2 separate regions of the Homo sapiens genome follow, and region 2 is linked to region 1. Evidence: chromatin contacts called from ENCODE Hi-C or POLR2A ChIA-PET data. All regions are on one chromosome and are shown on one strand. Each heading gives the region's core, a stretch centred on a gene start or an enhancer-like site at or near the end of the contact. The rest is flanking DNA. Distances are from core to core; before and after follow the strand shown. Region 1 holds the start of DHX30 (DExH-box helicase 30). Region 2 overlaps MAP4 (microtubule associated protein 4).

Region 1 (4,106 bases), core at 464-2,963:
GAGGTAGGAATTATCTTTCCAGAGAAGAAAACTGAAGCACAGGTTACACAACCTGCCCAAGATCCCATAGCTGCCTCAGGGCAGATGGAAATCAGCATTGAAGCATGCTGACTCCAAAACCCTCCATGCTTATACTAGGCTAATTTTCTTATTTCCAGGATATTATGCTGTTGCCTAAATGTACTACGGTTCATTCCTTGAGACATATTATACTGTTATCTTCAAAGGCTGAAAGGGGCAAGAAAGGTCCAACAGCTAATAAAACTTGTGTGTGGTTTTTGTTTTGTTTTGTTTTGAGAAGGAGTTTCGCTCTTGTTGCCCAGGCTGGGGTGAAATGGCGCGATCTTGGCTCACTGCAACCTCGGCCTCCTGGGTTCAAGCAATTCTCTTGCCTCAGCCTCCCAAGTAGCTAGGGTTACAGGCGCACGCCACCATGCCCGGCTAATTTTTGTATTTTTAGTAGAAACGAGGTCTAGCCATGTTGGCCAGGCTGGTCTCAAACTTCTGACCTCAGGTGATCCACCCGCCTCGGCCTCCCAAAGTGCTGGGATTACAGGCGTGAGACACCGCTCCCGGCCCTAATAAAACTTTGTATCACAGCTACATAAATTAAAACACTTGAAGAGCAACTATCTTTTAGGGATAAAGAGCCAACACCGGTAGAAAACGCAGCAAAGGATGTAGTTTCTGCACATCGCCTTAAATCTCTAAGATTTAAGTGTAAATTACAAGATGTAGTTAAAACCCACAATGACAGTGGGGTTACCACCTTGCAAGAAACTTCAAGGGAAATCACCAGACAACGTCTCATTTCACTCTGGCCCATAAGCTGCAACTAAAACCAGGTTGAAAGCCTGTAAGTGGCCTTCTGCAGTCTACCTGCTAGTGTATGGCAAACCCTCATGGAGTGGGGTTGTAAAGTGAAACAGCCTCTGCCTTGAAAAATCATAATTCAAGTGACCAATGTTGCTACACAACGACTAGATATGCCATATCCCTGGCTTAGGGTTTCTGAGGACCCCTGGGACTCCAGTTCACTGCAAACAAAGGACCCAACATGCATTTGGTCTTCCCCTGCTAAATGGGACAAGTTACCACCAGCAAACAAAGAATACCTCACCCCTTGGCCTCCCCCAGTGACAAGGTCGGTGCAAAAGGGGGCAAACTAGGGGGGCCAGAAGGCACCGGGCCTCCCTCTGGACGAACGGTCCGGGCAGCACCGGGAAGGAGGAGAAGTAGACAAAGGTCTCGGGGCACTCAGGAGGCTTCCTCCAGGCCCTGCCTGGGGAAACGGCGCATCCCGAGGCGAAGGCGTCGTTGCGCCAATGAAGCGGCCTCTCCCACGGCCTCCGCGGAGCCCCTGGCTGCGAGGCCCGCCCCGGCGGACCGGTCTGGCCCCCGCCCCCGCCCGGGCTCCATGGCAACGGCAGGCCGAGGCCTGGCTGCCCACGGATCGGCCGGGCCGGCTTCCCGGGCAGGCCTAGGATGCCCGGCCTGCTCCTCGGGCCCGCCGGCGTCTCCGCCCCACTCTCCGCCAGGCTGGCGGTCGGACCGGGCCCCCTCCTCACGACGACCACCCCCGGCCGCGGCAGGCTCCTCAAGAGGGCACGAAAGGGGAGAATAAAAAGCCCAATTCACCTGTTGTTACAGATGTGAAACAAGCCTCTGTGCACCGCGCATGAGCCGCGGCTCCCCCAACCACGGCCGGACTACAACTCCCAGCAGCGGCGGCGCGGCCCCTTCCGAGTCCCGTGGCGGAAGTCCCGCCACCGGCCCGGCGTTCCCCACCCGGCGTCACGGAGCCCGCCTGCGGCGCACGGCTCCGCTCCCCCGCGGGCCTGGAGCCCGGCCCCACCTGGGACTCGTCGTAGCCGCTCGGGGCACCCAGCGCCCGGGATGCCCCAGCACCCGGCCCAATGGGGCGCGGCGGCGGTGCAGGCGGGACTTCCGGCGGAGTCGCGAAGGGGACGGGTTGGCGCCGGCTGCTCTGGGGTCGCAGAGCGAGCGGGTTTGGGTGGCGGGGTCGGGCGTCAAGTTGCTGCCTTTCTCGGCGACTTAGCTGCCTGCAGTGTGAAAGCGGGAAGGGTCTTCTCGCCCTCTGCGAGCCACCCGCGCCTCCTGATGCGAATAAACAGCCCGGGTCATGGCTGAGCGGGGAACGGTTTCCAGCTCGGGCTCCGGGATTCCACCCGCCTTCCCCGCCACAGCTCGTAGCCACGCCTCTTCTCTTCCCCATCTCCCCTCTAATCTGTTTTTTTAGGGAGGTGAGCATTTTTGTCTTGTCTCCCCAGTTTGCAGGGAAGATGAAATCAACGTGTTGGTTCGTTGATTTCGTAAACTGTACAACGTTAGGCAAAGGACAAGGTGGCACTTGCTGGTCGCGGGGAGAGTGCCAGTCATAGTTGCTGGAAATCTGGAGGTCCGCCCGGCCACATCACCTCTTAGGAATGAGAAAGGGGATTGTCCCAATTACACGCTGTAGTCCTCTAGATAAGGTTCAAGTATAGGTTCAGTGGAATTCAGCTTCAAAAGGAAACAACGCAGTGGCGTAGCTCTGAAGCTGGGTCAGGATTTTACAGAGTATGGTTTTAAGATGTGGCCTTTAGGCCGGGCGTGGTGGCTCACGCCTGTAATCCCAGCACTTTGGGAGGCCAAGGCGGGTGGATCACCTGCGGTCAGGAGTTCAAAACCAGCCTGGCCAACATGGTGAAACCCCGTCTCAACTAAAAATGCAAAAAAATTAGCTGGGCGTGGTGGCGGGCGCATATAATCCTAGCTACTTCGGGAGGCTGAGGCAGGAGAATCACTTGAACCCGGGAGGCGGATGTTGCAGTAAGCCGAGATCGTGTCATTGAACTCCAGCCTGGGCGACAAGAATGAAACTTAAAAAAAAAAAAAAAAAAAGATGTGACCTTTGAGGCTGTATGAAGAATTAGTGCCATATCCCGTCACTTTTGTGTGCAAACAGTTCAACATGTATCTCTTTTCTTTCTCTCTACATTGGCTAGAAGACCGGGGTGTGGGGGTGGAACATCATTTATTCATTCAAATAATTAGTGCATCTGAACAGGGCATGGTGCTGTGTTGTGTGGAGAATAGAGAGATCCCTGCACGGACATCTGAGTGCTCTGTGTATCAGTTGCTAAGCTGGTGTGGAGGCTACAAAGGCCCTGCCTCAAGGGACTTAGAGCCTAGTAGAGAAGATGACAACATTGTGTGAAGGAAATGGAAAGTGGTAAATGCTGGAAAGGAGGTATTAGGTACTCCAAGAGTTCAGAGAAAGGAGTGGTTACTCCTGAATGGCAAAATGAAAGGAACGTGAACAAAGACATACGAGTGGAACAAGGGACAAATCCTAGGAATATTCAGTAGTTCAGTGTGACCACAGGGTTGGATGTGTGTGCAAGCTTTACAGGAAATAGAACTGAAAAACTGTTGGGGAGTGCCATACTAAGGAATTTTTACTTTTTTTGGTAAGACATTTAAAAAATTATTAGGAGAGTAAAATACTGCACTTTTTTGTTGTTGTTGAGACAGAGTCTCTACTCAGTCACCCAGGCTGGAGTGCAGTGGGGTGGTTGCGGCTCACTGCAACCTCTACCTCCCACGTTCAAGCGATTCTCCTGCCTCAGCCTCCCAAGTAGCTGGAATTACAGGTGTGCACTACCATGCCCAGCTCATTTTTGTATTTTTACTAGGGATGGTTTCACCATGTTGGCCAGGCTGGCCTCGAACTCTTGGCCTCAAGTGGTCCACACACTTTGGCCTCCCAAAGTGTTGGGATTACAGGCGTGAGCCACCACGCTGGGCCAATACTGTAATTTAGAAAGCTTCCTCTGGAAGTGAAAGGGTTGAATCAGCTGGGAAAATAGAAACTAGCATGCTAATTAGATCCCGAGAGAGAATGAAAGATTTAACTCAACAGTGAGAAAAGCAAGAAAGAAAAAAAAGGGGGGGTGACTGTTGAGCAGCAGACTGAGCCCAGGCCACAAGTGTGTGGAGAGATGACTTTGAGATCTGTACCATAGTGACTGAAAGGATTATGTACTATTAACATAATTAAGGGACACAAGAGTTGGAAAAGATGATGGATTCAGCTTCACTCA
Region 2 (3,585 bases), core at 298-2,797, 160 kb before region 1:
TTCTTAGGCAAGTTGTTTGCCCTCTTTGAGGCTAAGATTCCTGCTGTGTAAAAGGAGAGCTCTATAAAAATAGTTGTTTGCCTGAAGTGACAGAAATTATTTTCAGTGCTTTGAAACCTCGTTGAAGGGGTTAATATTTAAATGTAAGATGATATTAGAATGATGATTAATGTCCACATAGAAAGTTCTTACAGTTCAACCCATTATATACTTTTGTTAAATCATTCTGTTTGACCATCAGCCCCTTTTCCTACTTAATTGGTTGTGTAACAGTATTTTAATCGGATGTAACTGGAGCATATTGGTCCATTGTGAAGCAGAAATGCTCTGTTTCTAGAGGACAAAACTGGAGGTGAAACTTCAAAAGTGAGCTCCAGGCAGACTGAAAGAAGAGTTTTTTTGTTTTGTTTCTTGTGAAAAAATTAACTTAGGACTCTCACTGCAAAAAACTGGCAAGCCTGGCCCTCCAGTGGGTTTTCAGCAATTTAAAATGAAATGAGAAGATGCAAAACTATGTCAACTGTAAACTTAAGTATTAACATTAGACTCCTTAGAGGTCTTCATTGAAGGATTTTGCTTTCTATTTAACAAATTAATATTTCTGGTCTTCAGTTTTTCTGTGTAAAACGAACAGGCATTCTGCTGTTTCTGCTGCTGCTGTTAGTGCTGAGCAACAGAGATACAGTATGTTCTGCGGTAGGTGATAGCTTTTTAGACATTTAGAGATTAACATTTGCCTTCTGATTTATTTTCTTTGGGTTAAACATCTTTCATTTTTTCTTCCACTCTTTCCTATTATGTAGATTTATGCTGTTTTTAATGGCCAATATTTGGATCAGAGTCTATTCAGGAGACAGAAGCTACACCATAAATTGAACAGAGAATTTACTATAGGGGTAAAGAGAACTCTAAAGAATACAGGAATGACAGATATAGGGAATAGTCACTACCCTTAGGGCTGGGGCAGAGTACACAAAGAAATAACAAATTTGGAAAAGTATGCGCCCCTCCCCCACCCTGCCCCCAAAGCTGATTGCATATCTTGGAGGAAGTCTCCATTTGGTAGTAAAGATGTTTGCTGAGTTGCTGCAGGTCAGGGTGATGTGGGGCAAACAAGCCCCCAGACTGGGGCTTAACCCAGGAGGGTTCTTGGCTTTGCCAGGAAAGAATTTAAGGGTGAGCCAGTAGTGAGAGAAAGAAACTTTTATTGAACCAGTGCTGCTTCTTGCTGAGCAGGGCTAACCCATAGGCAGTGTGCCCAGAATCGGTGTCTGTGAGCTGCTAGCTAGCTGTTTATATCTGTTATTAATTACATGCTAATTAAGAGGCAGGTTATTTAGAACTTTCTGGAAAAGGGGCTGGAAGTTTCTGGGAATCAGATAAGGTAACTTCTAGGCTGTTGCCATGGCATTTGTAAACTGCCATGGCACTGGTAGGAGTGTCTTTATGCTAATAAACCCTGAGGGCAACTCGAGGTTACTTTTGTCAGCATCTGCTGGTTTCAGCCAGATCTTGTTCCAATCAGCAGGGTGCGACAGGAAATTAAGTCCTGCTGGTCTTCTACCTCAAAGGTAGTTAAGCAGGAAGCTGTACTTGGGGGTGCTGCGGCATCACCAGCAAGCCTGTTTGAGGCACTGGTGGAACTTGCCTGGGAAGATGTCCATGAGAATGCCCACTAAAGCTTGTTGGGATGAGCACCATGGGGTGTTCTGCACACCAGCAGAGCACCATGGAAGTAAGAAGATGCAAAAGCACACTAGAACCAGGAAGAGAAACCCTTTCCTTCCATGCCCTCTACTAAGCTTAGTGTCATCATGCCCGCTCTCTAGGAAGAAATGTTTACATTATTACAGGCAGGGCAATGAAAGGTAGATTTGGAATTGAGAGGCAATATATTGATTACTTGCATAGCCTATTATTTTGGCTACTTAGCTTCCATATGCACTTTACACACATTTGAGCTCCCATATAACAATGAAACTCTTATGTTTCTACCTAACAAGATACAGCTATGTCAGAGGGTGAAACTCTCACCCTTGTTCTAAAATGAGGAATGAGGACATGCTCAGCCCCATAGTCATTGTATCCATTGCTGGCTATATTTTTGTTTGTTTGTTTGTTTTAATAGAATCAGGGTTTTGCTGTGTTGCCCAGGCTAGTCTCAAACTCCTGAGCTCAAGCAATCCTCCGGCCTCAGCCTCCCAATGTCCTGGGATTATAGGTGTGAGCCACTGTGCTTGGCCTGCTGGCTGTTTATCAGTCCTCAAATAGAAGTTCCAGCTTCAGAGGGCCAAGGTCATGTGATGGGAGCCAGGGGCTTGGAGTTCTGAGGGAAGAGGAGTGAAGTATTGGGGGATGTGGCAGTATCACTGACAGTGAGGTTTTTTGGAGGCTTTTTTGGTCTGATTTGTGAGATTGATATTGTCCTTAATGATAAGGAAACAAAGAAAATGGCAGAAGTGAAAACTGAAAATGGCGAAGTAGAAAAACACCATCTCCTCTATGATGGAGAATCTGTTTCAGGAAAGGTGAAAGAGTCTAGAAAGAGCTAGAGCACCACAACATTAGAATTGAATTTGTACGTCAAATTGAACTTTTCTATGATAAGAGTAATATTCAAGAGTTTGTAAACCTAGTGAAAGAACTAGCCTTACCTGGAGAGCTGACTCAGAAGTTGTCATTTGGAATTTATACATGTTGAAAAGTCATGAGAATCTTACATTGGTGCTAATGTCCTCTTGATGTATTGAAGTGTTAGTAGTAAGAAGACTGACAGACTTGGTAAAAAGAATGTGATCTTACTGTTCACCAACTTGCCAGCTATCCTGATGGAAGTGGGCATTGAAGATTGTCTACATATAGAATTTGAATATAATGAAGTATCATTTAAAGGATGTGACTGTTACAAAAATTTACCTCTTATAAGTAAGAATAAAAACACAACATATGGGGTTACAACTGATCAATAAGACTGTTGTTAGCAGGATATGACCTAACTCCAACAATGAAAGTTATGAACAAAAAAGTTTCAGTAAGGTACTTTTTGAATTTAGCGCCTGTTGATGAGGAAGACAGAGGGTACTTTAGGCAGCAGATCATTTAATGGAGAAAAGCTCCTGAAAAACTGAGGAAACAGAATAAACTTTTACCAGTGATTTGAACCTCCAGAATCACAAGCATCTGCTGAATAGCCTGAAATATACTGAATAAGATGAAAAAAGAAAAACAAAACTATAATCATTAAGTTAAACAGGTTAAAGATGGCTGCAGCATGTGGAGGGGCAAAATGGGCATAACTCTGCCCGGGCATGGTGGCTCACACCTGTAATCCCAGCACTTTGGGAGGCGAGGCAGGCGGATCACTTGAGATCCCAAGTTCAAGACCAGCCCGGCCAACATGATGAAACCCTGTCTCTACTAAAAATACAAAAAGTTAGCTGGGCATGGTGGTGAGTGCCTGTAATCCCAGTTACTTGGGAGGCTGAGGCAGGAGAATTGCTTGAACCCAGGAGGCAGAGGTTTCATTGAACCAAGATTGCACCACTGCACTCCAGCCTGGGCAACAGAACAAGACTTCATCTCAAA

The links. A loop is a pair of places that touch in the nucleus more often than their neighbours do. ChIA-PET counts read pairs that join two places held with the same protein, here RNA polymerase II (POLR2A). Pooled maps may share reads with other maps.
Region 2: a pooled map shows a loop between it and region 1 (2.3-fold over the local background). The contact joins the enhancer-like site here to the promoter of DHX30 in region 1. A Hi-C loop is called at or near these places in 1 of 50 pooled maps. POLR2A ChIA-PET finds 5 or more read pairs at or near these places in 2 of 52 experiments (CD8-positive, alpha-beta memory T cell and OCI-LY7).

Annotation. Positions count from the first base shown.
Region 1 is chr3:47,800,745-47,804,850 of GRCh38, reverse strand. DHX30 (DExH-box helicase 30) reads right to left here and starts at 1,713. Exons shown (of 22, transcript NM_138615.3): 1 at 1,639-1,713. RefSeq lists silencers at 1-115, 1,293-2,142 and an enhancer at 1,043-1,568.
Region 2 is chr3:47,959,878-47,963,462 of GRCh38, reverse strand. All of the region lies in intron 3 of MAP4 (microtubule associated protein 4), which reads left to right. It also overlaps the pseudogene VPS26BP1. Among named protein-coding and RNA genes, the nearest start is that of MAP4, 55 kb to the left of the region's middle. RefSeq lists a silencer at 1,409-1,518. Within about 2 kb of position 1,547, at least 2 of the 41 ENCODE cell types and tissues checked have a DNase peak (open chromatin) inside an H3K27ac peak, as active enhancers do.